2 separate regions of the Homo sapiens genome follow, and region 1 is linked to region 2. A link is an interaction called in ENCODE POLR2A ChIA-PET data of the cell type or tissue named here. Cell type or tissue: A673. All regions are shown on one strand. Links, peaks and the distances in the headings refer to the core of each region. The heading gives the core; the rest is flanking DNA. Region 1 overlaps IPO11 (importin 11). Region 2 overlaps IPO11 (importin 11).

Region 1 (8,342 bases), core at 141-8,140, 49 kb before region 2:
ACTCAGTATCTGAAAGTAAATACCTATCTATTGCATGATTGAAGTATAACTTCTTGGTATTAGGACTAGAAAATTTTTCTTTAGAGTCTCACTAGGAACTTGTGGATGTAATGAACAGTGTCCAGTACCTTAAAACAGATAAATTTGTTAATTTTAAGGCTATGTATAATATTAATATTTATTTATTTATTTATTTATTTATTTATTTATTTGATGATGATAACATGCCCAAGAAAATTTTGTCAGTGCCATCCTGGGCATGGCAGAGGCATGGAAAGCAGTGTGAAGTGACCTAATTTGTATAGAACGATCCAGGAATAGTTTTTAAATATCTGTAGGAAGAGACGGGCTCTTTTCTTTTTATATCAAGTCTTCTTAAATGTTGGTTTTTTTTTAAACATTGATTTTGATAAAATTATACTTGGCAATGATTTCAAAATTATATTCCCTGATACGTCTGGAATGAAGCCATTCTCAGTTCTCTCTTAAATATAGACCCTTGGCCCTACTTTTCATGGCGATGGCCAGTCTGCTGTTCATTGTTGGTCTACAAAAAAAGTATGCACGAGTCCAGGCTTTCTCCTTGAGGAGAAAAGGATAATGTGAATTTTTCATAATGATAGCTTTATCTAATATAAAGGCCCCCTTTATCCTGAGATTTTTATCTTCTTTTGTAAAAAGATACTTAGATGACAGTTTTTGGTTTTTTTATGTCTTTTAGATTAGTAACTAGTAATAAGTTTATCATTTCCTGTCCCCTTCTTATCCTCATTTTTTAAAACTGTCAAATCCTAAAGTTTAGGAACTAATGCCTTCAGAGACATTTTGAGACAGGGTAGGATTGTCATTCTTTTGTGAAAATAAATGGAAAATTCACATCTGAATAGAATGTCTTCTTTTTATTAAGATATGATAGATAAGAACACAGGGGCTAATCTTTTGCCAGAAATTAAGAAAAAATAATTTGTCTTATTTTGAGTGAATATAATTTCTAAAATACTTGCAGCAAAGAATGGCAGGTTTTAGGCATCGATGATATTTTGGGGTCATATTTTAATCTGTATAATTTTACACGTACAGCCTGTATTCCTTTGTATTATTATTTTAAGTAGTGAAACATGTAAAATAGCACAGTGTCAACTTTTGATCATATTCAGTTTTAACAAATAGTTTCTACTCTGCACTTGCAAAGGAATAGCTAAAAACGATATCCTTTTCTGATAAAAACTGAAAGATTGAAAATATCTAAACATAATATAATTTTTTTGGAGTGTGATCAGGACTCTGTTGAGAAGTAATATCGCATATTTAGTGCAAGTGCAGTAACACTCAGTAAATGTTCACTGAGTGAACCCATTTAAGCAGATGTCAAAATATGATGGTAAAATGATTCAGTTTCATGTAGTATGCCATGCTAGCAGTAAAAATTTATTTTGAAATGAAAGGTTGGGTCAAATAGTTAGGTGGTTTTTTTTTCTGAAAGGAAAATATATGGGGAGCTTGGCTTTTTTCTGAATGTTTCACCCAGTGAAAAGCAAATGAGGTAGCATTAAGCTTTGGGTTGATACCAGTATTCATTCATTCATTCATTCATTCATTCATTTATTCATTCATTGAGACAGGGTCTCACTCTTTTGCCCACCCTAGAGTGCAGTGGCGTGATCATTGGTGACTGTACCCTTTAAGTCCTAGTGATGCCAGTTTTTAGATATCTGTAGATACTGGTAGTCTTGATAGTACTCGGAAGAGGTTTCTAGAGTATGCAAATTAGTTTTAAATAACTATGAATCACTTCATTTAAACTAATTTTGAGCAGTGAATTAATTTGGTTTTTTGTTTGACATTTATTGTTTTGGCAGAACTAAGTTCAGAAAATCTTAGAACTTGCTTTAAGATCATCAATGGTTATATCTTTTTATCATCAACAGAATTTTTACAGGTATGTTGGAGTACTTTTGCATTATATGAAATTATATAATTATTATTTTGATTATTATTTGAAATCAGGGGGTACGTTTTCAAAATTTTAAGATTGGTCTGTTATTTTAAGACAGAGAAACATTGACTGTGAGCATTTCCCATTGCAGGGCAGATGTGCTGCATGCAGTTCCTTTCTCAATGCAGAAAATGTGCTATGTCAACAAATTTTTTTTATATTCCTATGAAAATCAGTGTATCAATAATCTATATTTTTATTTGGCATAATCTTTTTTAACTTTTCCTAAGCGTTCTGATTGAAATTTGATATGCTTAGACCATTAGTGTATAATTCTCAAGTATATTATAATGAATCCCAAATGAAATTTTATGCCTTTTTGATATTACAGATATATTCTTACATATATTGACTTTTAATTGAATTTCAGACATACGCAGTAGGTCTATGCCAGTCCTTTTGTGAACTTTTAAAGGAAATTACTACAGAAGGTCAAGTTCAGGTGCTCAAGGTATTGTGATCATTTTAAATGAATATATTTATGAATTTTTCATTTATATTTTATGAAATTGGACTTTCATTTGGATGGTTCGCAAGAAGGAGAAGAGTTGATATAGTTCTAGACAGGCTATTTTGGCAGTTTTCAGTTGGTTTAATACCTGTGGACCAGAGGTCTCAAATCTGAAGGTGCATACACCTTCAACAGGCAAGAGATCAACTGGACATCTTATAAAAATTCAATTCTGGATTTCTAACAAGGTCTGAACTGATTGGGATGTTGCCTATCTTGAGACCTCACTTTGGGTAGTAAGGATTTAAAAACTCTTGTAAATTATCCAGTGATGTGATATCTGATACTTCTTATTCTTTCATTTTGTTAGTCTGCTGTTGGGACAAAGTTTTCACGTTATAATTTGATAGCTTTAATTTAAGTTGGCTATCAAAATTAGAATACCACGTTTGTTGATATTCTGTAATTATGAACTAACAGTCTCTAAGTTGTATATTATCTTTATATATTATACCTGTCTATTAAAGATATAAATAGTATTAAATGTATATATTTACATATAAACATAAATGTATGTAGAAATATATTAAAATATCTTTATGTATGGACTTTGAGAGAAGGTGTAGCTGTTAAAAGTACCCCTATTTGGGTGCAGCAAACCAACACAGCACATGTATACATACGTAACAAACCTGCACGTTGTGCACATGTACCCTGGAACCTAAAGTATAATAAAATAAATATAAAATTGATTAAAAAAAAGTACCTTTATTTTTAGTGTTGAGGTTCTCAGCTATGTTCTAAGATATGAGAGCTGAATTTCTATCACAACAAAGTAGCATTATGGTGTGAAAATCGTGGCATTGCTTTAGAGCCTAAAAATGATTTCACTTCCTCCCAGTGAAATGAAAGAGGTTACCCAAAGAGGTTTGCTTACAGAAGTGCACTTAGGTAATCAGAGTAACTGCAGCAAGAATCCAAAGTGTACTTTAGGATCTAAGTGAGTAAAAGTTTGCACAGATAATGAAGTCTTACTTCATAACTGATATGGTTAGGCTTTGTGTCCCCACCCAAATCACCCCATGATCAAGGGGATTGTAGGGATTACTGCCCCCTGATTAGTTATCTCTACCTGGTCTCCTGAGTCAAGGGAATCCTGGGGATGGTTTTCCCCATGTTGTTCTCATGATAGTGAGTCCTCACGAGATCTGATTGTTTTATAAGGGCCTCCTCCCGCTTCGCTCAGCACTTCTTCCTGCTGCCCTGTGAAGAAGATGCCTTGCCTCCCTTTCACCTTCTGCCTTGATTGTAAGTTTCCTGAGGCCTCCCCAGCTATGCTGAACTGTGACTCAATTAAACCTCTTTCCTTTATAAATTACCCAGTCTCAGGCAGTTCTTTATAGCAGTATGAAAATTGACTCATACATTAACCAGTAAGATACCATCTAGATTTGCGTAAGCACAGTCTATGACGTTTGCACAACAGTGAAATCGCCTAATGACACATTTCCCAGAACATATCCCTGTTGATAAGTGGTGCATGACTGTGTTTTTATTCACTGTCGTAACTCTGCTAGCATGAATCAGGCGAATATAGTGTTAAGTACTGCAGTGAAGTGAACAGGAGTAAGGAGAGAAATGCTGTTAGGATTGTCTGCTGAGCATGGGGATTTACATTTTAAAACTAACATTTAAAACGTATTTTTGTGTCTGTAAATTGGAAGGGTCATCTGCCAGATTATTGAAGTATTAAATTATAGATTGATGAGAAAAGGAAGGAGCTTAAGGAGATCAGTAAGGACTGTATTAGTTTCCTAGGGATGCTGTAACAAAATACCACAACCTTGGTGGCTTAAAACAAGAGTTTCTTTATAATACTTATGTTAATTATATAATTAAAAAAATCAGTGTTTGCAGGGCCTTGCTCTTTCTGAAGGGTCTAGGGGGAGAATCTGTTCCAAGCCTTTCTCTTACCTTCTGGTGATTGCAGGCAGTCTTTTGCGTTCCTTGGTTTGTAGATACGTAATCCTGCCATCTGTGCTTCCGCTGTCACATGATGTTCTCCTGGTATCTGTCTGTGTCTCTGTTTTGTTTTTGTTGTTGCAGGGACAAAAGTCATAATTGATTAAGGGCATTCCCTAATATCTTCATCTTACCTTGATTACATCTGGGATACGGCAGAACTCTTTGGCTTTAATTTTTTAGCTTATTAGTTTCTTTTTTAGAGCAAGGGGTTTACTAAAGGGTGAGAATATAAGCCACTGTTACCAAAGAATCATGTGGGCTCTAAAGGACTTGTAATAACAGTAATCTGTGCTTGTGGCTTGTTGAGACCCTGGATACTTGAGGCCTGGTTTATTGGACTAGTCTATTAATCCACATTTATTATTAATTTCAAAGTATTCTCCTAGCTCCAAAGCTTACAAGTAACATCAAACATGTTGCTTACTAAAATGCCTTTATGAATTTTTATTGCATTTATGCCTTTATTAAACTGACACAGTGGCAATATAAGTATATTAAGGAACTCAGTCTTATACAATTTCAGCTTCAGCTTTTGCTTTGGTGATAAATTCTTCTCTGGAGGTAAGAGGAAGTAAGGAATTAATACGTTGGACTTAATTCTGACTATTTGAGGAAAAAGTGATTGGTGATGTGGGAGTGATTAAAACAAGTGAAAATTGCCATGTCATTTTGATATTATTGTCTTTACAGATTTTTTTCTGTATGTATGCCTGTTTTAACCTTTCTCCTCTATTATACTGAGCTTCTCCATTATCCAAAGTTCAGTAAATGTGTGCTCTGTTTGCTCTGAATACATATATAGTAAGTGACTTGAAAGACAAGGAATCCATAATTTTTATGTTGAAGATGTGATCTCGACTATACTGAGGATCCATTTGGGATTCTCTGCTTGACCAGTCCCTTGGTTTGCGTATGCTGCCCTGCTACTTTTATGGCTCCTGAGTATACTTTGGTCTTCATTTTCCTCAGTTATTAGATGAGGAGTGATACTAAATGATTTTTATTCTGTAATAGGCAGTACCTGAAATTCTCCATGTTAAATTGTAATATATGTATTCTAAGTGATTAAGAAAAGAGGTGATTTCTCACATTTAAACACTTCCCAGACCAAATTTGAATTGACCTTACCCCCATCCCCCTCTTTTGGCTTTTCTGCAACAATATTGTTAAAGTAATTGTTGAAAGACAACTTGTGGATTATTTGGAATGGCCATTGTGATTCTACTTGTTTTTAATTATACTCTTACCACATTATTAGAGGGAGCGTAGCATAGCAGGTAAGACTACACACTGAAGGGAGACTTCCAGGGTTAGAACATTGGCTCTGCTACTTCACAGCTATGTGATGTGGACAGATTAGTCTTTGTTCCTCATTTTCCATCTGTAACATGGGGATGATAACTTTACCTACTTCCTAGAGTTGATGTGAGGAATACTTGAGCTTATATATATAAACAGTTATAGCAATGCCAAGCATGTAATAAGTGAATATAAGAGCTGGCTGTTTTTATGTAATATATAGCTGTCTCATTATTTAGTCTCTCTATGGGGGGAAATAGGCTACTATAATTTTAGGCAAAATAATTTGGCTGTAGAGAAACAAACCAAGTTGTTCCACTTTACTCTTTGACCATTTATTTGAAATAAATACTTAAGTACATTAATTAAATTTACTTTTAAAACTAAGCAAGTTGTTTATACAATGATGGTATATTATTAGCAAGAACTGCATATTTCAGCTGGCTCTTTAAAATAATTAATAATTGTATTTTGGTCGCCAGGTGCCGTGGCTCAGGCCTGTAATCCCAGCACTTTGGGAGGCTGAGGTGGGCGGATCACCTGAGGTTGGGAGTTTGAGACCAGCCTGACCAACATGGAGAAACCCTGTCTCTACTAAAAATACAAAATTAGCCGGGCATGGTGCCACATGCCTGTAATCCCAGCTACTTGGGAGGCTGAGGCAGGGTGATCGCTTGAACCCGGGAGGCAGAGGTTGTGGTGAGCCGAGATGACGCCATTGCACTTCAGCCTGGGCAACAAGAGCGAAACGCTGTCTCAAAAAAAAAAAAAAAAATTGTATTTTGACCAGGCGTGGTGGCTCACGCCTGTAATCCTAACACCTTGGGAGGCTGAGGCAGGCGGATCACTTGATCTCAGGAGTTTGAGACTAGCCTGAGCAACATGGTGAGGCCCCGTCTTTACAAAAAAATACAAAAATTAGCTGAGCATGGTGGTGTGTGCCTGTAATCCTAGCTACTCAGGAGTCTGAGGTGGGAGGATCTCTTGAGCCTGGGGGTTGGAGGCTGCAGTGAGCTGAGATTGTGCCACTATACTCCAGCCTAGACAATAGAGTGAGACCCTGTTTCAAAAAAAAAAAGAAGAAAATTAATTGTATTTTATTTTATTTTTTTTGGCTGCTCAGAATAACACAATCTTTTTAAACATTTTTATTATTGAAAATTCCAAACTAACTTACTGCATATCAAAAATCTATAGTCAAATATGTAGTCATTATTTTTGTAACGTTTAATATGTTACAGATTAAGGCAATTTCTCTGTAAGTATGCCAACAGTAGGTTATGATTAGGATACAGATACTTGAATTAACAAATTTGGAGCCAGAGATGGTGGTGTTTGCCTTTAATCCTATCTACTTCAGAGACTGAGGTTATAAAATCACTTAAGCTGAGGAGTTTGATTCCAGCCTTCTGCACAACATGACAAGACTGCATCTCTCTTTTTTATTTCTTTTTATTTTTTTTATTTTTTTATTTTTTTAAGATGGAGTTACGCTCTTGTTGCCCAGGCTGGAGTGCAATGGCGTGATCTCGGCTCACCACAACCTCAAAAAAAGAAAAAGAATGAAAAATTGAGAATCTGATAGTATGTGTTTAAGATGGTATTTTTATACGAATATTGCTGTAGCTAAATCTGTATGTTTGGTTTAAAAATCTCAGAAACTAGATTTTATTATTTAATAAATGGATGTTAAATCCTAAATATGTTCATTATGAATAAATTATATTTTTATGTTAAGGAATATTTTAGGACAATAGTGCTTTCATTTTACTGCTATATTTGAAGGCTGGGCAAACTCAAAATTTTTGGCGTTTTCCTGTTCTTAGAGTTCTAGTATAGCAATAACAATAGTTTTTAATATTAGCTCATTTTCGTTTTTAGTATCTCTCATACCATTTCTTAATATAGTATGTTATATAACATTTTAAATATATTTTTTACTAAATGTCATTGTTATACTAATTTTTGACAGTGTCTGCAAGTAATTTCTTTGTTCTTTGAAGCAGAAAGTTACAATGTTAGGAAAATTGGATAGAGAGACCAGTATGCCTGCTTTTGGAGCAAATGGTGTAGAGCAAAGGATACGCTTTACTTTATTTTGTGACTGAACATGTTATCTAGAGGAATGTAATTATAAAATACTCTAAATTGTTAACATTTCTCATATTTGAAATTTGTCAATATTACAGCCGTACTACTATGACTTTTTGAATTCTCATTCTGGTCATGGTCATATTAAGCAATGTTAAGCCAAGTTTCTTTTTTTCACTGTGATTAGACTTAAGATGACACAAATATTTTTAAGGTGTAACTTATTGTGTAATAATAATAGCTCATACTAGCATTTAACATATGCTACATATTCTAAGCATGTAAAACATAGATGTTATTTAATCCTTACATAAACATATAATGATAGTACTGCTCTTTTCCCCAGTCTTACAGATGAGAAATTAAATCACAAAGTGGTGAATAATTTTTTCAAGGCCACTCAGTAAGCATTGGAACCATGATATAACACAAGCATTTTGACTTTAGGATCCATGCGTTTAATCACTTTGTATGCAGTGT
Region 2 (8,342 bases), core at 174-8,173:
CTTTGTCAGCTATTTCCTTTTAAAAAATTTTTCTTTTTTTACTAATCAAAAGAGAGCTGGAGTAAGTAGCTACCCCCTTGAAAAATGTTAGCCAGCTCATATTTCACCGTTGTTTGGTAGTTGTACAGTTAAAAAACTTATTTAAGGTATAATTGAAGTGTTACAGGCATAATAATTTTCTTGGGTACAATTTCTGTATTTCATTGTTTCACATTTTGAGCAGCCCTAAGTTAAAACTAAATGATATTCTAAATTAATATAGCTAAGGAAGCTCACCTTTCTTAAGATTTCTGTATTTCTCTACCATTTACTACAGGTTCTTATCTCTACCATTTATTAAAAGTTCTTGATTAGAGCACCCAAAAATAGGCTCTAATTTAATGTGACTGTGTCTGAGGAAGAATAGAATCCATTTTTTCCATTGAGTATTACAAATTGTAATTAAAGTTGCAGGGCATATCGAAAGTAATTTGTTTTCCCCTCATAACAAATGACCAATATTAGAAATCAATAGTATTTATTTATAAACTATAAATTAAAAGCATATAACTTTTAAATTTATAATTCCAATGTGGAATTTTAAAAACATATCTCTTATTTCTGGGATGTAAAACTGAGAACTTACTCTCAACCTCTTCCTGTCAGTGGAGTAGATACGTTTGGTGTCAAGCTATTGATGAGGGCTTCAGTGGTGATGGGACAGAGACTTCAATAGTAGTGATCAGGAGATAGGAGAGGCTGGGCACGGTGATTCACACCAGTGATCCCAGCACTTTTGGAAGGCTGAGGAAGGTGGATCACTTGAGCTCAGGAATTCGAGACCAGCCTGGGCAATATGGTGAAACCCCATCTCTACCAAAAATACCAAAAATAAAAATAAAAAATAAATCTGGGTGTGGTGGCCTGTGCCCGTAGTCCTAGCTACTCAGGAGGCTGAGGTGTGAGGATTGCTTGAGCCCAGCGGGAGGAGGTTGCTGTGAGCTGTGATCACACCACTGCACTCCAGCCTGGATGACAGAGCAAAACTGTGCCTCAAAAAAAAAAAAAAAAAAAAAAAAAAGGAAATAGGAGCAGGTCACAGCAATAGTAACAAGGTAATAGGCATTTTTTTTTTCTATACTAGTGCTGTACTGTCTGAAGCATAGCTTTTTTTGTTTTGTTTTTTGTTTTTGTTTTTTTTTTTTAAGTGCCCACTACCACTGGTCATCACTTTGCTGAAGCTGATAAGCTTGTGTGGCCGCACACTTTTAATGTGGGAAGCCTGGTAGGTTAAAAGAGAAATGTTGGAGAAAGCAGTATGAGAGAGAAGAATGTATAGTACACCTGCTGCTGGCCCAGATGTGCCTTGTTTCATTGCTTCTGACTCAATTCCAAGATACCTTGTGATAGAGGACATTTTAATTTAGTAGAAGGTAGTTTTCTTATCCTGAATAATGTGGAGACCTTACGTATATATGTTGTCTTCCTGTTTTCTTTGGTCTCCATTTCTTCCATGTCTGTGGAGTTTTCGGTACATGCACATAAACCCTAGCCTGTTGTTAGTATGTATCTTTGGCTTTGGGCAACCTTATTGCTTTTTTCCATATATTTTCTATGATACACAACTTAATACATAAGTTGGTATTTTTGTCTGAGACTCTGAGGAGCAAACGTTTTTATGTTGTAGTGCAGTTTCCTCAAGCTTTGGCTTTCAAAACTCCCTTATCCTCAGTTACCTGCTTCTCATCTATGAAAGCATCCTTTAACACCATTGTCTAGAATCAGGACCATACCTGCAGTGTTGTTGTTGTATTTGTAGTCTTATTATAAATGCTACTGACCAGGTAAATCCAGGCCATACAATTCCTAGCAGATGGAAAGCCCCCTGTGAAAGCCCGGAAACTAGAAAGTGTTAATCAAAGATAGCCTGTGAAGGTGGAGAACAATGTGAGGCTAGGTAAGGTCAGAGAGCTGGGCAGGAACCAGGTCATATATAGGGCTGAGTAAACTAGGATTAAGGGTTTGGATTTTTAAGTGTAATGGAAAGTTACTGAAAGGTATAAACTTTTGCTTTAAAGCAAGGAAAAGATACTAGATTTTGTAAAAGCCTTCTAGTGTGCCGTATAGAGAACAGATTAGAGGAAGTCAGGAGTGGAAGTTTCCTTGTTTTGGAAAGGTAGGCAGTAGTTTAAACTCAAGACAAAATTGGCTTGTTGCACAGTGTTAATAGTAGGAATATAGAGGAGTAGAAACAAGGAAAAATTTCAGAGATAAATTTGACAGAATTTGTTGATGAATTGAGTAAATGGAAGGGTAAATGAGAAGGAAGGTCAAAACTGAATTCCTGGTTTCTAGCATGAGTCACTGGGTTGATAGAGATGCTTTTTACTCAGATAAGGAAAACAGGAAGAGAACCTGGTTTTGATTCTCTGTTTTTGGTTTCCTTGTTTTTGTTGGGGAGGCACTCATAAGTTTGGTGTTGGATCTCTTAATTTTGAGATGATTGTGAGAGTGCCAAGAGTGAATGAGAAAGATGCCAGTGTACTTAGGGTTACAGAGCTTAGAGAAAGGTCATTGAGCATAAAGTTTTTTGGTCAACTGTAATACATTATTATTAGAAAGCTGTAACAAAACAGTAAACGTGTTTATATGAAGTTGTTAGTTTAATTACACATATGTATTTTTAAATGTGAAATTTTGCTTTAGAAATATTTTTTCTTTTATTCATGATACAATGTTATTCAAATGCTTCTTGCAAACTTTGACATTGGTGTCTTCATCATTATCAGTCAAAATTCCCTTTGATCATGTAACACTGTTTTCCAGAGTATTTTATCTTCATTTTGATCTGAGCTGTGTGGCATACAAGACTTTTCCAGGAATTTAATCCCAAGCTACAATTACCTTTTCAAATAACTTTGGTAACATGAACAGAGTTGGCCTTTTTGATTTGTTCTTAAAATATATCTTCATCACCTGAGGTCGGGAGTTCGAGACCAGCCTGACGGACATGAAGAAACCCCATCTCTACTAAAAATACAGAATTAGCTGAGCATGGTGGCACATGCGTGTATTCCCAGCTACTCAGGAGGCTGAGGCAGGAGAATCATTTGAACCCAGGAGGTGGAGATTGTGGTGAGCTGAGATCACGCCATTGCACCCCAGCCTGGGCAACAAGAGCAAAACTCAGTCTCCAAAAAAAAAAAAAAAAATATATATATATATATATATATATATATATATATTCATGATTACCTTGTAATTATGTATAGCTTTATTTTCATCAGTTTCCGATATCTACAATGGTGCTAGCTCCATAATTACCAATTCTCTGATAAATTCCTTTTATCACTTGAAAAAAATAATTCTGTCAAGTGACTTTTTAAGTAACTATTCAAACCAAGTGTTTTTATTCAGCTGAATTTTTTTTTTTTCCAGACAGTTCTGTACCAGCCCTTAATCATCTCCTTTTCATGGAAGCTTAGTATGTCTTCATTGGGCATTGTTTTTTATAGCAAAATCACACAGGATGGCAGTTTCTTCTCATGCCATGACATATAGATCCTTTTAGTTATTCCTTGTAGTCTTGAAGATAATGGTTTTGTTGGAGGAGGGCGACACTGCTGTGTGTGTGTGTGCACTCAAAAAATGAAAAGACAGGTAAGCAGGGGAATGGTTTAGTAGATAAAAGCCTTTGTAAGGATCATTATTGAATGCAAAAAAAATTCAACTTTCACTTTAAGATAGTGAATTTCCACTATGGTTTTTTAGCTTATTTTCTTGCCAGTATTTTTCAGGGGAGCTAGATTTATTAATATACTTTTCCATGACCATGCAGAATTACTGTGTAGAAAGGATGTATGTTTCCATTTAAACGACAAAAGTATTTGCAGGCTGTATCCTGGAAAATATCTATAGGGGAAAACTTTTTTTTTTTAACTAGGTAATGGGTTTATTACATTTTTAAGTGAATAAGTATTTTTAAAGTATTTTCCCAGTTTTCTAATATAAAAAATATTGAGTTATAATACATTCTTTAAAAAGTTCTTTGGTATCTTTAACAATTTTTAAGAATGTAAAAGGATACTGACATGAAAAAGTTTAAGAGATTTAGAGACTGTTAACCCCCTCATTGTTCAAATGAGAAATGGTGATGATGCTGACATTTAAGTAGTGCTCTGGTACATGTGGCAGGCCTTGTTATAAGCACTTTCCTTGTGGATACTATTATGCCTCCATGTTACTGATAAGGCAAGTGAGGCACAGAGAGGTTAAATTGACTTGCCCAAGGCCGTGTAGCTAGTCACTGGTGGAGCGACAATTTGAGGCCCTGATGCTGACCACAGTTTCAGCCACTTTCATGAGGTCTGGGAGGGATCAGAAGGCCTCTGCCATCTGGTTACTTCACCAGCTCTGTGTGTTCTCTAGCAATTTCACAATCACTATGCAGGAGTCACTGAGGCCTCGAATCTGCTTTGCAGTCTTCATCCCAAATTCTGCCACCCTGAATGTTTTCAAGCATGGCCTTACAGTTGGACTTGATGTTTTTCAAATCTGTATGCACTTCCACTTCAACCACACATTCCTCCCTTGTGATCATGCTCAAAACTCTAATATCCTGTCTTATTATAACTTCACATTTTCCAGTTTTCTTACTCTCTACCACTAAACTTTTTTTTTTTTTTAATGTACAGTGTCTTGCTTTGTCACCCATGCTGGAGTGTAGTGGTGCCATCATGGTTCACTGCAGCCTTGAACTCCTGGCCTCAAGCGATCATCTTTATATCTCAGCTGGGACTGAGTAGCTGGGACTACAGGCGTGCACCACTGCCCCCAGCTAATTTTCTTCTTTTTTGTAGAGACAAGGGTCTCACTTTGTTGCCTAGGCTAGTCTTGAACTCCTGGCTTTAAGTGACTCTTCCACCTCAGCCTCCCGAAGTGCTGGAATTATAGGCGTGAGCCGCCATGCCTGGCATAAACTTTGATGTTTGCACTTGGTGTTATGGGGTTTTCTTTCGTTTGTTTTTTCCACTTTTAACCCCATTCTCTACCTGACCCAACAGATGCCCTGTGGTCAACTCAGACTTCTCATTCATACCCTCAGCTCTTTAAACCCCGCATCCTCAAACTCTACCAGCTTTGCAAGCTTCCAAGCCTGAATTGCCTGACTCAATTTCTCCATATGTATATCTGCTTAGGGTGTAAAATATAGCAACTAAAAATGATAGAAGTGTACAGATCGGGGCTGTTACAAATCTAGGGCATTCAACTGCAGTTGGACCTCACTGCCATTGAGCAATCTTTTTGTCTTTGGTCAAGGCCCTCTATTACAAACATTGACCACTTGGCTCCAACTGCTTACTCACCCACGTGCCTAATACATAACCTCACCTTCTAATTCACAGAGGGAGGAAAATTCAAAATGCAGGAACTTCTGCTTCCCACTGTGTGCCTCCAAGGGAGTGTGTACATCTGTGTCCTGCTGCCTCATGTACGAAGATATCCTTGTGTTTAGCCCTGCCTCTGTTATGATCCCACTTCATCCCATCTCTGGGATCCTGCTCCTTCAGCCACCCCTTTGGCACCTGTACTTTCAGCTGTTCAGCCTCTACTGGTCCATTTCCCTCAGCCAAAAAACACCCCTTCAACCCTGCACTCCCTCTAGTTATTACCCTATTGTTTCCCTCCCTGGACAAGCTTCTTGAAAGAATTGTCACTCCCCTTCCTCAGCTTAGAACCTGATTTATCTGATTACTTGACTTTTGGTGATGTTGGTCACCCTCTCATCTTCTGGGATACCACTTTCATCATCTTCCTTCTTATGTCTTTGCTCTCTTTGTATCCCCTATTGGATTGAGCCGAAGTCACCAACCTAGTCAAGTCACCCACCCAAGATGAAACCCAACAGTCATCCTAGACTCTTTCCTCCCATTTATCTTTCATAGCCAAATTAGTTGCCAAATCCTGTGATGCTTACCCATTAAACATCTGTCAAACCTACCCCTTTCTCTTTATTCCCATGTCCACCAAACCATTTCAGGCTGCTACCATCTCTTCTGATGTGGAGTGATCTTGGCTCCTCACCAACAATCATACTCCCTTATGTGGTTCTTTTTACTGCCCTGGGCAATAATGATGCTGAAGGGCCCCCTAGAGGAGAAGTCTGTGCCAGAGAACAAGAGTGACCAGAAGAGGGGGAGACCAATGGTGTCCACCCAGCAGAGATATCTCATGAGATAGACTGAAGTGTGGCCCCTAGATTCAAAAATTGATGTCATCTGTCCATGGAGTAGTAGGGTCAAAAGCTGCATTGCGGTAGGCTGACGGGAGTCCTGGGAAGCCTAGAAACTGAGAGTAGCTAGAGATGACTTCTTCCAAAAGATGAGCTGTGGGCTCAGTGGAAGCCCTCTGAAAGCAGTTTCTCAGCACAGTAAGGTCGAAGTCGTCTCCAGTCAAGCCTGGAGCACTGCCTTCTGGGTTTGGTCAGTATAAAGTTCTGGATTTCAGTCTTGGCTTTAGCCGCTAGCAGCTGTGGGGACACTCCACCATCTCAGTCTTTATTACTTGCCAATTGTAGCAGCTTTCAGCTAAGTTTGTTCCTTGCTCAGGGGCTGTTCCAGTTGTCAGCTCTTCCTCCTCTGGTAGGGAAAGTGGAAAACTATTTTTTTTTAATGTTACCACTGTTACAGTCTCTACTGTTGTAGAAATTCTGGATTAAAACTAATAAATCAGGGCTTGTTTCTTCCTTTGGCTATTTCAATAAATTGTTGTTCTTTACTTAACCCTGTTGGATGATATAAGCAGATAAATACAGTTAAGGGAATATTTTATTTGGTTGTGGGTTTTAGTGCCTAAAAACTTGTTTAGTCTCTTAAATTACCCTAACTTGACCTACTTCCTGTATTTAAAATGTAATAATGCAAGAATGACTTTAAATATTAATTAGGTACCATGTATAAATAGCGTAATTATGGTCTGGTTGGATCTGAGAAAATTCTAAGGTGATTAAGGTTGTGATTCATTTCTGTCTTGGGATTGCTATTATTAAAAAGTGTTGCATCATTAATTTTAGCTTAGATAACTATTTTGAAAAGTTAATTGAAAATTTTGTCTGTGTTACTGCCTGCCTGTTTTCCTTCTTGGACGTTATAAAAGTCTGTAAAGTCTGCACTTTTATAGATTTACCTCCTTAATGTATAAAAATTTAAAAAACACTAAATTTTTTAAAATTTCATTGCAATTTAATTTGAATTTCCCTAATGCCTAATGATTTTGAGCATCCTTTTAGGATGCTCACATGCCATCTGTGTATCTTCTTTGGTGAAATGTCTGTTCATGTTTTTGCCTTTTTAAAAAAAAATGTTTTTGTTCTGTTTCTTTTAAGAGACAGGTCTCTCTGTGTTGTCCAGGCTGGAGAGCAGTGGCTGTTCCCAAGTGTGATCATATTGCACTGCAGTCTTGAACTCCTGGCCTCAAGAGATTCTCCTGCCACAGCCTCCCAAGTAGCTAGGACTATAGGCTTGCACCACTGCACCTGATGCCTATTTTAAATTGAAATTATTTTTCATCTTATTGTGTTTTCAGAGTTCTTTTTACATCCTAGATTCAAGTCCATTACCAGATACTTGTTTTACAAATATTTTCTTCCAGAATTTGGCATGTCTTTTTTCTTCACAGTGTCATTAGAAGAGCAGAAATTTTTACTTGTCAATACTCTATGTCTTTATCTTTGTAGTTATATAAGTAACATAAGACTGTTATAAATCTAAGAATATTAAAATATTCCTTTACTATCGAATCTATCCATCTAGTATTTAAACATACTAATTAGTGAAAAAGAATTTTGTGATGTTATAGGCAAAGATAAACTTTTTGTTATAAGAAATAGATTTTGAAAGTTTCTTTTGTATTTCACAGCTGAAATTTCTCTTCATGTTCGAGAAGATGTTTAGGAAAAAAAAAACAAAAAGAATTAATCTAGTATTCCAGTTAACCTGTTTTGCTTTTCTTTTATTCTAGTGTTATCCAAGATAAATTCTGTGGGATTATAAACATTTCAGTAGAAGGCCTGCATGATGTCATGACGGAAGATCCTGAAACAGGAACTTATAAAGAGTAGGTGCATTATTTAATTAATCATAATTGGACTTGGGGGATAATTAAATACATGCTGCATGATTTTTTTCACCATCACTCTATAAGCACAGTATGAAAGTTTTATAATTTCTCTTTTATACAGAAACGTTTTTGTTATTTTGCTTGTAATATTTATTGTTTGATCTTGGTATCACCTTATTTATTTATTTATTGAGACGGAGTTTCACTCTTGTGGTCCAAGATGGAGTGCAGTGGTGCGATCTCAG

What was found. Peaks named below come from ENCODE experiments on the same cell type or tissue, not always from the same donor. Only the 100,000 strongest peaks of a DNase experiment are listed, where the experiment ranks them.
Region 1: POLR2A ChIA-PET joins it to region 2 with 21 read pairs; 8 of 35 experiments call an interaction of 5 or more read pairs at or near these places.

What each region holds. Positions count from the first base shown.
Region 1 is chr5:62,534,843-62,543,184 of GRCh38, forward strand. It overlaps IPO11 (importin 11), which reads left to right. Exons shown (of 30, transcript NM_016338.5): 23 at 1,860-1,939; 24 at 2,367-2,447. Among named protein-coding and RNA genes, the nearest start is that of IPO11-LRRC70, 40 kb to the right of the region's middle. In A673, for the core only: no CTCF peak of the experiment used is centred there; a DNase peak (open chromatin) is centred at 3,959.
Region 2 is chr5:62,583,579-62,591,920 of GRCh38, forward strand. It overlaps IPO11 (importin 11), which reads left to right. Exons shown (of 30, transcript NM_016338.5): 28 at 7,999-8,094. IPO11-LRRC70 (IPO11-LRRC70 readthrough) reads left to right here. Exons shown (of 4, transcript NR_073584.1): 2 at 7,999-8,094. Among named protein-coding and RNA genes, the nearest start is that of LRRC70, 8.9 kb to the left of the region's middle. In A673, for the core only: a CTCF peak has its summit at 6,142; no DNase peak of the experiment used is centred there; H3K27ac peaks cover 644 bases.